Regions from separate parts of the Homo sapiens genome. Here region 1 is linked to region 2. Evidence: chromatin contacts called from ENCODE Hi-C or POLR2A ChIA-PET data. All regions are on one chromosome and are shown on one strand. Each heading gives the region's core, a stretch centred on a gene start or an enhancer-like site at or near the end of the contact. The rest is flanking DNA. Distances are from core to core; before and after follow the strand shown.

The links. Hi-C counts contacts between places; a loop is a spot of excess contacts on that map. ChIA-PET counts read pairs that join two places held with the same protein, here RNA polymerase II (POLR2A). Pooled maps may share reads with other maps.
Region 1: a pooled map shows a loop between it and region 2 (4-fold over the local background). The contact joins two enhancer-like sites. A Hi-C loop is called at or near these places in 1 of 168 maps with a recorded cell type or tissue (naive thymus-derived CD4-positive, alpha-beta T cell) and 8 of 50 pooled maps. POLR2A ChIA-PET finds 5 or more read pairs at or near these places in 1 of 52 experiments (PC-3).

What each region holds. Positions count from the first base shown.
Region 1 is chr7:450,232-457,637 of GRCh38, reverse strand. No RefSeq gene overlaps it. Among named protein-coding and RNA genes, the nearest start is that of PDGFA, 66 kb to the left of the region's middle. RefSeq lists enhancers at 4,973-5,292, 5,923-5,992. Within about 2 kb of position 1,842, at least 2 of the 41 ENCODE cell types and tissues checked have a DNase peak (open chromatin) inside an H3K27ac peak, as active enhancers do.
Region 2 is chr7:319,582-327,179 of GRCh38, reverse strand. No RefSeq gene overlaps it. Among named protein-coding and RNA genes, the nearest start is that of FOXL3-OT1, 32 kb to the right of the region's middle. RefSeq lists a silencer at 4,747-4,996. Within about 2 kb of position 5,824, at least 8 of the 41 ENCODE cell types and tissues checked have a DNase peak (open chromatin) inside an H3K27ac peak, as active enhancers do.

The DNA.
Region 1 (7,406 bases), core at 593-3,092, 130 kb before region 2:
GGTCCAGGGTGGGAGATCTAGGGGTCCCGGCGTTGGGGTGGGAGGTCTGGAGGGGAGATCTGGGGGTCCCGGCATTGGGGTGGGAGACCTGGGGGTCCTGGCATTGGGATGGGAGGCCCAGGGGTCCTGGTGTTGGGGTGGGAGGCCTGGGGGTCCCAGCGTTGGAGTGGGAGGTCCGGGGTGGGAGACCTGGGGGTCCCGGCATTGGGGTGGGAGACCTGGGGGTCCTGGCATTGGGATGGGAGGCCCAGGGGTCCTGGTGTTGGGGTGGGAGGCCTGGGGGTCCCAGCGTTGGAGTGGGAGGTCCGGGGTGGGAGACCTGGGGGTCCCGGCGTTGGGGTGGGAGGCCCGGGGGTCCCAGTGTTGGAGTGGGAGGTCTGGGGTGGGAGATCTGGGGTCCCGGCATTGGGGTGGGAGGCCTGGGGGTCCTGGCATTGGGGTGGGAGGCCCGGGGGTCCTGGCGTTGGGGTGGGAGGCCTGGGGGTCCCAGCGTTGGAGTGGGAGGTCCGGGGTGGGAGACCTGGGGGTCCCGGCGTTGGGGTGGGAGGCCCAGGGGTCCCAGTGTTGGAGTGGGAGGTCTGGGGTGGGAGATCTGGGGTCCTGGCATTGGGGTGGGAGGCCCGGGGGTCCCAGCGTTGGAGTAGGAGGTCCAGGGTGGGAGATCTGGGGGTCCTGGCGTTGGGGTGGGAGGCCTGGGGGTCCCGGCGTTGGAGTGGGAGGCCTGGGGGTCCCAGTGTTGGAGTGGGAGGTCTGGGGTGGGAGATCTGGGGTCCTGGCGTTGGGGTGGGAGGCCTGGGGGTCCCAGTGTTGGAGTGGGAGGTCTGGGGTGGGAGATCTGGGGTCCTGGCGTTGGGGTGGGAGGCCTGGGGGTCCCAGCGTTGGAGTGGGAGGCCTGGGGTGGGAGATCTGGGGTCCTGGCGTTGGGGTGGGAGGCCTGGGGGTCCCAGTGTTGGAGTGGGAGGCCTGGGGTGGGAGATCTGGGGTCCTGGCGTTGGGGTGGGAGGCCCAGGGGTCCCAGCGTTGGAGTGGGAGGCCTGGGGTGGGAGATCTGGGGTCCTGGCGTTGGGGTGGGAGGCCTGGGGGTCCCAGTGTTGGAGTAGGAGGTCCAGGGTGGGAGATCTGGGGGTCCCGGCATTGGGGTGGGAGGCCCAGGGGTCCCAGTGTTGGAGTGGGAGGTCTGGGGTGGGAGATCTGGGGTCCTGGCGTTGGGGTGGGAGGCCTGGGGGTCCCAGCGTTGGAGTGGGAGGTCCGGAGTGGGAGATCTGGGGTCCTGGCGTTGGGGTGGGAGGCCTGGGGGTCCCAGTGTTGGAGTGGGAGGTCTGGGGTGGGAGATCTGGGGTCCTGGCGTTGGGGTGGGAGGCCTGGGGGTCCCAGCGTTGGAGTGGGAGGTCCGGAGTGGGAGACCTGGGGGTCCCGGCGTTGGGGTGGGAGGCCTGGGGGTCCCAGTGTTGGAGTGGGAGGTCTGGGGTGGGAGATCTGGGGTCCTGGCGTTGGGGTGGGAGGCCTGGGGGTCCCAGCGTTGGAGTGGGAGGTCCGGAGTGGGAGATCTGGGGGTCCCGGCATTGGGGTGGGAGGCCCAGGGGTCCCAGTGTTGGAGTGGGAGGTCTGGGGTGGGAGATCTGGGGTCCTGGCATTGGGGTGGGAGGCCTGGGGGTCCCGGCGTTGGGGTGGGAGGCCTGGGGGTCCTGCCGTCGCATCGCTGGCTCTCCCTGAACCCCCTCCTGGTCTGGTCTCTCCCTTCCCAGTGGACCCAGCGTCATCGGAAACAAAAGCCAAGAATGCTGAGGGGCCCCCGGGGCCAGTGACAGCGGCTGGCCGGGCGCCAGCAATCACCATAGGCGAGTCGGGGAGCTGGCGGGTGGCCAGGAAGTGTCCCTACGGCTGCCTGGTGGGCATGTGGGCGGCCGGGCGGGCGGGCAGCCCAGGGAAAAGGCCCCTTCCGGGGGAGCCCACGGGGAAGCAAGGTCACCCTCAGACCCCAGCCCGTCTGTGCACGTGTGAGCGTGGGGGCGGGGGGCAGAGGGAGCCCCACTCAGAGGTGGGGAAACGGAGGCTCAGCGGGGAGTAGCGACTGCATGTGATACTCACAGTGGCCCCTGTGCTCCCCGGGGACACGGACACAGCCGTCCCCACGTCCTGCGTCCAGCCCAGGCCTGGCACAGGGAGGAGGGAAGGGCCAGGCACTGTGGGAACTCTGTGTTGTGAAGCTGCCCATGGCCTCGGGTTCAGGTGGATGCTGCCCCGTTGTATCCACGTGGAGATGGGCCCCAGCGATGCTCCAGGGCGGGAACCTGACTCTGGGCTCAGACTGCTCCTGACTTCTGAGCTTCCCACCTGTCCGGGCGAGGCCTGCATGGGCCGGTGGAGGTCAGGAGAGGCAGAGCTTGGCTGACTGGGCCCCCGAGGACACACGGGGGACAGGGTGGATGCTGACCTGGGCCCGCGTCTTGCCCAGGCTGGGCCAGTGGAGAAGGCCCTGGTGGAGGCGTCCACCCCTCCTGGGTCCCCAGGGCACCGTCCCATCTGCAGCCCAACGGACATGCTGTTCTGCCCCAGCACAGGGGCTGTAACCTCGGTGCTCGGACGGACTCAGGACAGACGCCGGCGCTCCGATGCAGTCAGGACAGACGCCAGCGCTCGGACGGACTCAGGACAGACGCCGGCGCTCGGACGGACTCAGGACAGACGCGGGCGCTCGGACCGACTCAGGACAGACGCGGGCGCTCGGACGGACTCCGGACAGACGCGGGCGCTCGAAGGACTCCGGACAGACGCCGGCGCTCGGATGGACTCTGGATAGACGCCGGCGCTCGGACGGACTCAGGATAGACGCCGGCAGACCCACACCTCACTGAGGGCCAGGTGACGAGCCCCCTCCACCAGGAAGGCCTCCTTGCTCTGGCTGTGCGGCCCCGGCTCGGTGGCCCCCGGCAGATTTTTGTGGGTGCTGCGGGTGCTGTCCAGGGGGAGATGCCTGGTGCTGCTGTGTCCCAGGGCAGCCCCTGGGAATGGACACCCTGCCCAGGACGTCCGCCTCCCTCTTACAGACAGGGAAACTGAGGCCTGCCTGCAGCTGTGACAAGAAGGGCTGTAGAGGGACCCGTGCATGTAGGTGGGGGTCTGGCCACCCCAGCTGGTGAGCTCCCACTTCATCGGCTCCGCAGGCCCAAAGCCCAGTCAGGTGCAGGAATTGTTACCCCTTCCTCAGGTGGCCGTGTGGACCCCTGGAGAGAATTCTGACTTGGAGTCTGCATAGAGTCAGAACCAGGCTCTGCCACCCACTTGGGGAGTCTCTTGCCCAACCTGGGCTTGTTTACTCAGCTGTTGTGGGCAAGAGACCCCTCGCCACCCGGGGGGGGAGGGCTGGAGGATCCAGGGGTCTCCCCAGACCTGTCACAGCAGCTCAGGACAGTGGCGTCAGGACCACGAGGGTGGTGGGCGTTCCTGTGCTGGGTGGGGGTGCTGAGGGGGTGGCATTCTCCTCTTCCTCCCCACAAGAGCCTGAGGAGCCCTTGCCTCCGGGGCGTGTAGATGCAAGACAAGCATCGTTTTACTCCAGGGAAGAGCAATGCTGCCCAGGAGGGCCCGTCCACCTGTGGGGCCTGGAGATGCAGGACAAGCATCATTTGACTCCAGGGAACAGCAATGCCGGCCGGGAGTGCCCATCCATGGGAAGATGCTGGAGAATCGACGTGGTTCCTGGTCCTGCTGCTGGGTCAGGACCTCAGAGGCCCCTGGAGTATGTGCCTAGCCCACCCGCCCCCAGGCCCTCGCCTTCCATAACCAACTCAAAATGAAAACAGACCAAACCATACAATAAAAACGTGCAATTTTAACAGTGGGGGAGCCTAACGTGGGCGGAAGGCGCGGGCTGCCCGGGGTTGGATTCCGGGCCTTTCCTTACCAGCTGCACGACCTTGGGGACGCTGCGTACATCTCCCTGTCCTCGATTTCTCTTATCTGTGAAATGGGGAGATCACAGAACCTCTTTCAAGGTCCCTGTGAGTGTGTTCATAGATACAAACCCTTAGAACGATGTCTGGCATTAGACACAGTGATCAACAATCAGGTGTTATCATTGAACGTGACACACGGAGCCCGTGTCTGCTGGAATGAAAGCAGGTTCCTTCCGGGTTTGGGCTGCTCCTGAGTTCGCTTTGTGCCTGTGGGTCTGGACAGTCCAGGCCTCTGGGGCCTTTCCCCAGGGCTCCAGCCAGACAATGGTGGACACGGCGCAGGGGCAGAGGGTGCTGGCCGGCCTCAGTGTGGCAGGAAGACCTTCTACCCAGAGCATGGGGATGCCTGAGCCACCCCATCCTGCCAGGAGAGCATGGCTGGTGCGGGCGCCCCCCCCAACCCATGGCACTTGTCCAGGCCTGAGGCACCGGCTCCCACAGTGTCTCCAGGGACCACGGCCTGTGCTGGCCGTGGAGGCTCCTCCTCTTCAGGGGGCTGGGGCTTCCCCTGCGTGCCTCAAACGCAGCTTCTCTACGCAATGGTGCCCACCTGGGCCCCAGCCCCTCTTCAGGTCCTCATGTTTCCAAGCCACAGCCAGAAGCACACCTGGAGAGGGGTGAGAGCACGGACCCCCGCCTGGCCTGCCCTGTTCCCTCTGCCCAGGCATTTCCTGAAGCCCCGGTGCCTCCCTGCGGATGGGAATTCCCCTCCAACCCCCAGCTCGCTGGGGCCCTGGGCCGGCCTGCAGGAGGGACCTCTGACACCCCCGTCGTCTTTCTGGGACCCAGGGAGGGCTGGCTCAGCAAGGAAGGACCGAGGGGGTGGACGGAGCTGCCAGGCTTCCTCCCTCTTGCTGACCCTTGATGGGGCCTGAGTGGCCTCAGGGTGTGGACCCTCCTGGCTCAGGCCCTGGGGATATTAGCGGTGATCTCCGCAGACTCTTCGCTCCCTTGGCGAATTCCATGCAACCCCACACAACCCTTCGAGGTGGAGGCTGAGGACCAGTCCCGTTTTACAGGTGCAAACACTGAGGTGCAGAGGCGTGAGGCCGCTGTCTGAGGCCATACTGTGCACCGCGGAGCTGGGGCTGGGGCCAGGCTCTGCGTCCCGGCTGCCTCGGGGTGGCTGCGTGGCCTGGGACAAGTCCTGGAAGCTCTGCATTCGGGGTCCTGGCTGCCAAGAGTGAGGATGGTCCCTCCCTCCCTGGGGCGTGGGGCCGGGAGCCACAGGAATGCACTCTCCCCCGTCGGAGGCCAGAAGCCGGGTTTCAGAGTGCGCAGGGCTGCGTCCCTCCCTCCCCTCCCCTCTGCTTCACACGCTCCTTCCCCGAGCGATTCTCACACATGGCTCCGGGGGCTGGCCCACAGCAGAGCCTGGTCTTCCGGACGTTTCTTCAAGTCTCCCGTGGGCTTCAAAGGCCCCGGAGCCGTTGCCCTCTGTCCTTGGCCTGGTGTGGTTTCTGGGCATGACGGGGGTTGACGGGGGTGGCAGGCGGCTCTTTGGGGCTATTTCAGGATCACCACAAATCTCGCCTTCCTGTGAATGGGGACTTTTCCTCAAACGTGGCTGAGGAGGGGGTGACGTCACTCCCAAATTACAAGGGAGTGGGGCCGGGTGGGGAAGGGTGTGACCCCGTGCTCTGCTCTTGGGGCGGGAGGCCTCAGGGCGGTCACCTGTGCTGGGCTCTGCGCAGGACGCTGCCCCCAGAGACCTCCAGGCCGCTCAAACGTCAGTGCGCGTCTGGGAAAATCAGAAACTGGGCGGAATGTTTGTTTGTTTGTTTGCTGGGGGGTGAGGGGGGCAGGGGCCCAGCAGCCCAGCGGGGAAGGGATTCAGCAGCCCCCTGGGGGAGCAGCAGAGGGGCAGAGGCAGGTCCCATTTCCAGCCTCGCTAGGGTAACTCAAGCTCTTAATTAGTCCCCTGGCTGCTGAGTGATGCTGCAAAGGCACCTCCGGCCCAACTGTCCCTCCCCCAGGGCAGAACAAAGCGCTCAGAGACCTCATTCAGCTCTCCTGGGGCAGCCACGCCCTGCTGGGAACAGAGAGGAGACAAGAGAGAGAGGGAAAGAGATGGAAAGAGAGGGAGGAGGAGAGAAAGAGAGAGAGACAGGAGAGAGACAGAGAGAGAGAGACAGAGAGAGACAGGAGAGAGACAGAGAGAGAGAGAGAGAGACAGGAGAGAGACAGAGAGAGAGAGAGAGACAGATGGAGGGGAGAGAGACGGAGAGAGGGGAGAGAGGGTGAGAGAGAGACAAACAGAGACAGAGAGAGACAGAGACAGAGAGAGACAGAAGAGTGAGAAACAGAGAGAGACAGAGAGAGAGAGACGGAGGGGAAAGACACAGAGAGAGGAGACAGCATAAGAGAGAGAGACAGAGACAGAAGGATAGAGGGGAGAGACAGAGGGATGGGGAGAGAGGGAGGGAGGGGAAGAGATGGAGGAAGAGGAGAGACGGATGGAGGGGGAGAGGCGGAGGGGAAGTGAAAGATGGAGAGAGCTTGAGAGGCGGCAGGAGGGCAGGAGCATGGGAGGGAGCAGAGGCCCCTCTGAGGCAGTGTCGGGTGGGACCCAGGGCTCTGTGGCCTCAGGGCCCTCCTGGACATGAAGTTGGGGGTGGTCCTGCAGCAATGGGAGGCCGTCCAGACTCAGCAGAGGCAGGAAGGGGACTAAAGCCGACTTCCGGGGTGTTGGGGAGGCTCGCTGTGCTCACTCATTCATTTGACAAACACCCCTGGGCGCCCACTCTGAGCCTCCCATGGGCTGTGGATCCTGTTCCATGCTGTGGAGCTGAGGTGCACAAGCTCCTGTCACCATCAGCTCTGCCACCGGTGCCGGGTCTAGCAGGAAGCTGCCCTTGCCAGGCCCCTGCCTGTGGGTGGGTTGGGGGGTGGGGGGAGGAAACCTCATCGGCCGATGGCACAGCCATGCTGTGTGGGCTCTGCGGGAGGGGCTGGGGGTGGCCACCCTGTGGGCTCCACACAGGTAGCGGGGCGAGCAGAGCAGGGTCTCAGAGCAGGAAGGTGGGAGGGGTCTGGGGAGGGACCACGTGGGGGTTCTAGGGTCTGGCCACAGGGCCCGGGCAGAGCAGCTTTAGGGAGAACAAGGGTTTAGAAGGAAGGGAGGGGGGCTTCGGTTTTGTTTTACCTTTTATATTTTATTTGCTTTTAAATTTTCTTTTATAGACAGGGTCTCACTGTATCGAACAGGCTGGAGTGCGGTGGCACAATCATAGCTGACCACAGCCTCAACCTCCCAGGCTCAAGCCGTCCTCCTGCCTCAGACTCCAGAAGAGCTGGGACTACAGGTGCTCACCACCACGTCCAGCTAATTTTAAAATTTCTTTATAGACAGTCTCATTCTGTCATCCAGGCTGGAGTACAGTGGTGTGATCCCAGCTCATTGCAGCCTCGAACTCCGGGGCTCAAGCGATCCTCTTGCCTCAGCCTCCT
Region 2 (7,598 bases), core at 4,575-7,074:
CAGGCCAATGGGAATAGATTCAGCAGAATAACACCCAAACGTAATTCAAGCAAAGACAAACATCTCATGTCAGGCTCACGGCATTCAGAGAAACATGGGAGAATTCCTGCCTCCGTGCATGGGCCAATCAGATAGGGCCACTCCTGAGTTGCTCTGTGTTGGGAAATGACCTAATAGCCTTACAGCTTGTTACTGATTAATTTTGTTTGATGTGGGAGGCTGCATGGATTTTTAATAAGGGCTACTTGTAATTGCAAGCCGACTGAAGCTTCCAGAATCATGAAGTGCATTTCAGGGAATTTTGCAAAACACAGGACACAAGGCCTGTGTGCCCAGCACTCCCAGCTGGTAATTACATTCGAGCTGCTGTGTAGAGAGAACCTAGGGGCTCTCGTTAACTAATGACAGGAATTAGGGAGCTATTAGTGCCTGCTGGTGGGACCCGGCTCTTCCCTCATAAATCTCCAGCCCGTTGATATCCTGGCCTCCCAGTGAGTTGGGGTTTTAGTCTGTATATTAGAAAGTGCTGAGAGAGGGGAAACCAAATACAGAGAAAACTTCTAAGTCCCCCAGGCCAAGGGACATGCATGGGCCCCTGACATCTGTGCCAATCTGCTCTGCCCCCTTAAAAGAAGCCGTGACGACAGCCAGGGCGGCCACGCCGGGTACTGGGTCCTGGGTCTGAACATGACAGCTGCCCACTGGTGTATCCACAGCTTCACACGGGGACCAGCGCCCATCTCTGTCTCAACCGCCCCAGGAACAAGCCTTGTTTCTGAGCAGTGGCCACCTCTGTGGGTCTCTGGAAACTTGGCCATAAGTGCCAGCTAGCTGGTGGGAAGGACAGGGAGTGAGTGGGCTGGACACACAGACAGCAGGCCACGCAGTGCCTGGGGTATCCAGGAAAACAGCACAAGGACAGAAACCAGCTACAGGTGCAGATGAGGGGAAGAAATGAGTTAGGAAGCAATGGGCTGCATGGAACAGAAAAGACAAATCAACTGCCTTCACTGAGAGGGAACGGACTGATGCCGGGAGGTCTGGAGGCAGGTGGCGTTCAGGCTTGGCTTGACCCAGCGGCTCAACGAGGCTGTCACGGCCTCAATTTCTTTCCATCTCTGCCCTCTGCATAGTTGGCCTTATTCCAAAGCCAGCTCTTCCTCATGGGCACAAAATAGCTGCTGCAGTGCCAGGCTTCACATCGCATATCCCACCCTGCCCAGGAGAGAGGATGTGTCTGTCCCTGCAGTCTGCATGAGGAGCACCCTGATTGGATGCCTGGGCTATGTGAGAACACGGCCAGGGGAGAGGACTGTGTGAGCACACGGCCAGGGGAGAGGACTGTGTGACGAATGTGAGGGAATCACGGCTCCTTTGGAAGAGGGGTTGTGGGCAGCTTGGCCCAAGCACACAGAGACGGATGGGTGGGGGACGGACGCTTGAACAGTGGAGCCAGAGCTGGAACTCAGGGCCGGATGGAAGGGAGCTTGCCCCTGCACAAGGCATTCAGGTTTTATTTTTAAGATGATCAGGAGCTAGGAATGCTTTCGGCTGGAGGGAGGGAGGTCTATGCAGCTGGAGAGGGGGGAGGTGGGGTGTGGGGGCTGGGGCCAGGAGGTGTGTGGGGCAGAGACAGTGGGTGAAGGGAGAGGGGCTGGGTGGGGCACTGGAAGCCGTCTGCTCTACCCCACACTGTGGACTCACGCCGTCCTCACAACCACTCGGCAGCAACGTCTCCCTCCATCGTGGAAGGAGAAGGGTGGGCAGGTGGCTGCCAATGCCACTCCCATTTTCAAATGTGGAGACTGAGACACAGAACCACAGGTTTCAAGATGACACAGCCAGTAAAGGATTTGAACCTGGGCCTGTGGAACCCACTCCCACATGACACCCTTGAGGGACAGGGAGGTGGCGGGTGGCAGCTTCTGGGCAGACCAGAGGCTCATACTCGGAGAGGAGATGGGTGAAGACCCAGACACCTGCGGAGACGGTCATGGGGCTGACTGGCGGGACGGGGGAGGTAAGGACCGACTTGGCTTGCGACCTTTAGTGTTTGGGACAATGGTGGGTAAGTAGGCAGTTTTGCCTGTGTCGGGAAAATTTTAAGACTTTGAAATGGGCAAAAAGGATTGTGTGTCCCGTCTCCCGCACCCTTCCGGGGTCTTGCGGCCTTTCACGCTCTTTTGCAGAAACCTGACAATAATACAATAATACAAATGATGCGTGTCCGTAAAAATGCAAGTTAACCTTGTCTGGTGGAATGCCGTCGATCATTACATCATCTGTAAATCCACTTCGGTGCTCCTTGTTTTTTTTTTTTTTTTTTTTTTTTGAGACAGAATCTCGCTCTGTCTCCCAGGCTGGAGTGCAGTGGCGCGATCTCGGCTCACTGCAACCTCCGCCTCCTGAGTTCAAGCAATTCTCCTGCCTCAGCCTCCAAGTAGCTGGGACTGCAGGTGCCCATCACCACACCCGGCTAATTTTTGTAATTTTAGTAGAGATGGGGTTTCGCCATGTTGGCCAGGCTGGTCTTGAACTCCTGACCTCAAGTGATCCACCCTCCTTGGCCTCCCAAAGTGTCGGGATTACAGGCGTGAGCCACCGTGCCCGGCCCATTCCTTATTTTCTATATAATGTGCTTTGAATTCTCCTGTGAGCCAGTTCTAACGTCTTATTGGTTTCCTTGCTAATTAAGGCGTTCAATAAAATCCTCGCTGCATTTCATATTTGTAGGATAGTCATGCTTTTACCTTAAAATTCAACACTCTATTAATATGACTCTTGACCATCAGAGGTGGGTTTGGGGCTCAGGAGAGGGCAGAGCTGGGGGAGGCTGGGGTGGGAGGTCCAGGGAAAGATGGGAGGAGATGCTGCCTGGGGACGTAGAGGGAAGGGTTTGCAAGTACGACCTCCCGGCCTGTCTACAAGTCCCTCCTCGTAGCACTGCCCCCACGCTGGCCTCCCCCAATGCACATGAGGCTGGAATGGTCACTGCTAGAGTGGCCATGGGGGCCAACCCCGCACCCCACCCTGTGGCGTTGGTGTCCTGCCCACACCAGCACTGACATCCCTCCAGACTTCCAGCAAATTCTCTCCTATGACCCTGTTAGTGGGGACCATGGGTTTTGTGTGGTTTCTCAAACATCTCTGTGGGCGTACCTGTAAAATCAGAGGACGCCAAATGTGTGGCCCCACTGTGATCTGGGGGCACAACCCCACACAGCACCCACCAGGTTCAAAATTGCTTCAACATTTCTGTTTTTTAAACAGGATTTCATGGAAACTTTGCATTCAACTCCAGAGGACATCTGTGTTTGCTTTAGTACAAAACAATGTGTTAAATGGTTTTCCACTGTCAACGGACAGAATGACAACACATGTAGTTTAAAGATCTTAATGGACTCTATTTCGATTCTAGAATCGGGCAATGTGTCCCTCTGTAAAACAGAACTAGTGCTTCCTCGAGCTGAGCAGAGGGGGCGGCTTTACAGATGGAAAGGGCTTCCTAGAAGAAAGCAGAGGCAAAGAACACAGGCGGAGGGGTCGTTTCAAAGTTACTGTCCCTGCAGGGCGGGGACAGGGAGCAGAAAAATACAAAAACAACCAATCGATTGTCTCACATCGGGTGACTTCAGGCTAAGGATTAAAGCAGAGGGAACTTCATTCCACACTGATTGAAGACTGGAACCGGCCTGTTTGGGAAATTGGCCATTCTCTCTCTCTCTCCTTTTCTTTCTTTCTTTTTTGTTTTTTAAAATAATTTATTATTTTTATAGAGACAGGGTTCCACTGTGTTGCCCAGGCTGGTCTCAGACTCCTGAGCTCAAGCCATCCTCCTGCCTCAGGCTCCCAAAGTGCTGGGATGACAGGTGTGAGCCGCCGTGTCTGGCCAATCGCCCTCTCTTGATTTTTTGGAAGGTCAGATGACAACTTCGGTTGGGTTTGGTGACAGACAGCCTGACCATGGGTGACTGCATTTGATTTTTACCCAGAGCAGGCGCTTAGTTCAAAACCATGGTCTTCCATAATTTTTATGTAACTAGCACAGCGGAGGAAGAAGACACTAGGGGGGCGCCTTCCCACCTGCCTGGATTTCCCGACTCCGAGCCTCCCTCAAGGGGAGTGGATGGCACCTCAGTTTGAGAGGCCGGACTTCCTGGGTCCCTCTCCTGGCAGCTGCTCAGGGTCCCTGAGCCCCCTGTCCCCTGCCCTCTGTCCTCAGCAAGGGCCCTGGGTGGGGTCTTTTCCAGGGGGCAACTGCTTAGGGTCCCTGGGGCCCTTCCTTGCCCCTCTGTCCTCAGCAAACCTCTGGCCTGGGTCTGTCTCCTGCTCAACATCCCTGGGCCCCCTCCCCGCCTTGCCCTCCTGGCCCCAGCAAGGCCCCAGGCCTGGGGTCTGGGCAAGACCCCTCCTAGGTCAGGACAGGAGTGAATCCAGAGACCACTCGGCTTCAATTTGGTGCAGAGGCCCTAAAGGGCATTTGAGAAAAGATGGGGTAGGGAGGGGCCTGAGGGCAGCCGGACTGGACGCCAGGGGCTGAGCAGGTCACTGTCTCGCTGAGCACCAGGACAGCTGCTCTGCAAGCGTTCCCCGCGTTTCAGCCCCTCTTACAGGGTGGCTGTGGGAGTGACTGCGCGAGAAGATGGGTGTCAGGGGCTTACAGAGCCAGCCTTCTTGGTGGAGCCCTCCCACTGCCACCCCAACCCCGCTCCGTCCAGGGCGCTGCTCTCTTTCGGGGCGTCGGGCTGCAGGCCTGGACCCCAGACCTGGGTCTGCGGGGCGGCGGGGGCGGGGCCTGGGCCTCGGGGGGCGTGGCCGGGGGTTGGGGCGGGGCCCGGATCACCGCCCTCTGCGCCTGGCCCAGCCCGCGGCCCGGCCCATCCCTGGCGCTCTGCTGCCACCTGGTGGCGTGGCGCGGCCGTGCAGCCTCGGCCTCACCTGCGGGACAGCAGGTGCACCGAGCTCCTGGAAGGCGGCTGCTGGGCGGGCGCGGACGTCCGGCTTTAGGGGACAGATCTGGAAAGGGTGGGATGACGGGAAAGCTGCCCACTCCTCAGCGTCCGGTCAGGCCTCGGCTTCCGTGGCCAGACAGGGAGAGGGGCTTATGACAAGCACATCGCCACCTGGGCTAGGGAGTCCCGCGCTGCACCTCGAGAGCTAGGAGGGGCTGCGCATGAGGGGCCCGCACCCCTCGTTTTCCAGCTGGGAAACTGAGGCTAGAAAGGCCTTGGCGGCGCTTCCCAAGGGCAGTCCTCCCGTGCGCTGACCACTCGCCGCCTGGTCTGTGGATGGAGCCTGTGGGGCAAACAAGGAAACAGGCACACAAAACTGTCATGCAATGAACGCAGCCTAACATCAGAAAGCATGGCATAGCTACTTCCCACAGCGGGAAGTGCAGTGGAAAACACAGCAAAGCCGGAAGGCCACAGCCTGGGCTTGTCCCATGGGCGCTGCTGTGGCTGGGTGGGCTGGGTGTGGAGTGATGCATGAAGCCGGTTGCTGCCGAGGCCTGGGGCAGGTGGAGGAGGGCGATCCCAGAGCTCTGTGGGCCATAAAGACGTGGACTTTATTCTAGGTACCTGGCAGGGTTTCCTAAAGGGGGCTGCGGGGAAAAGGAGTGTGACATGATGTGGTTTCAGAAGTCCCACCCTCCCTGCAGGCCTGGCTGGAGTGGGTAGGGACATGCTGGCTTCAGGTGAGTGTCCTGGGCAAAGGGGCTTAGGGCCAGGCTGTTAGGACTTCAGCACAGAGGCTGAAGGATTTGCTTTGGGGAGAGATCCAGGGAGGTTATGGCCCACTGCCAGGTGTCAAGCCAAGTCACCCACAGGTGTGATGGGAACAGGGCCAAGTGACGTTTTTAAATGGCCCTATTTTCGATCCCGGGGTTACATTGTTTGCATGATCTCATTAATTCAGCACAATAGTCCTGGGTGTTTCTCTCCTTATCTCGCTTAATTGGCGTAACAGCCTGTGAGTCAGGCACTATTGCCCCTATTTCAGGCACAAGGAAGCTGAAGGCTCAGAGAGAGTTGAAGTGCTCTGTCTTACCCAGCAGGAAGGGGCTGCAGGATTCATCCTGGGCCAGACTGTGTGTGTGCCATTTTAAAACGAAGACACAGGGCCAGGTGCGGTGGCTCACGCCTGTAATCCCAGCATTTTGGGAAAGGCCGAGGCGGGCAGATCACGGGGTCAGGAGATCGAGACCATCCTGGCCAACATGGTGAAACCCTGTCTCTACTAAAAATACAAAAAAAAAATTAGCTGGGTGTGCTGGTGTGCTTGTAATCCCAGCTACTCTGGAGGCTGAGGCAGGAGAATCACTTGAACTCAGGAAGCGGAGATTGCAGTGAGCCAAGATTGCACCACCACACTCCAGCCTGGTGACAGAGTGAAACCCCATCCAAAAAAAAAAAAGACACAGTTCCTGTAACAGAAAATTACCATTTTAAGGTGTACAAGCCAGCTGTTTTCAGTAGATTTACAATATTGTACAGCCATCACCACTACCTAATCCCAGAACATCTGCATCACCATAAAAAGAAACCCTGTACCTGTTAGCTGTCCCTCATAAGTGTCCCTCCCCCAGCTCCTGGCAACGCCCATCTGCTCTCCCTCCCTGTGGATTTGCCCATTCTGCACATTTCATACAAATGCAATCATGGAAACAGTGGCCTGCTGTGCCTGGCTTCTTTCCCTGAGCAGGGTGACTTTGAGGCTGTCCAGGTTATGGTCTGGGTCTGTGCTTCATTCCTTTTCATGGCTGAATAATATTCCACGGCATGGACAAACCACACTTTGTTTCTCCATTTATCTGTTGATGGACAGGTGGGTTGCTTCCACTTTGTGGCTGTTGTGAGTGATGCTGCTGTGAACCTTTGTATCCTAGTATCTCTCTGAGTTCCTGTTTCAGTTCCTTTGGGTGTATACCTAGGATTGGAATTTCTGAGTCTTACAGTAATTATGTTTGCCTTTTTGAGAAAATGCCAAACTGTTTTTCAAAGTGGCAGCACCATTTTATGTTCCACAAGCAGGGTATGAGGGTCCCAGTCTCTCTATATCCTCATCAACGCTTGTTATTTCCCATTTAAAAAAATTATAACCATCCTAGTGGGTGTGGAGTGGAGTCTCATTGTGGATTTCATTTGTGTTTCCCTAATAATTTAGTGACATTGATGATCTTTTCAGGTGCTTAGTGGCCAATCTTTTATGGAGAAATGTCTATCAAATCCTTTGCCCATTTTCAAGTTGAATTATTTGTCTTTTTACTGTTGAGTCTAGGCCAGATTTTAAATCGCATTCCCTCTCTGGCTGAAGTTACCTGGGCTCTGCATAAAGTTCTACAGTGCTCAGCAAACAGTGCTCTCAAGCAAGGGGCAGCTGTCTGGGCAGGGCGTGAGTTCCTTCTCTGCCACAGCATCCTCTGTGTGTGAGCCAGTGATAACTTATAGATAGGTAGTGGGGAGAAGGGGGAGGCTGTGGGTGACCCATCCCACACTCCTGCTCTTCTCATCTCCTGCATTCCTTGGCAAAAACCCTCACCCCAATCCTGCGCCACCGTTGCCCTCCCCCAGAACCTGTGATGTTGAGCCAAGTTCCCC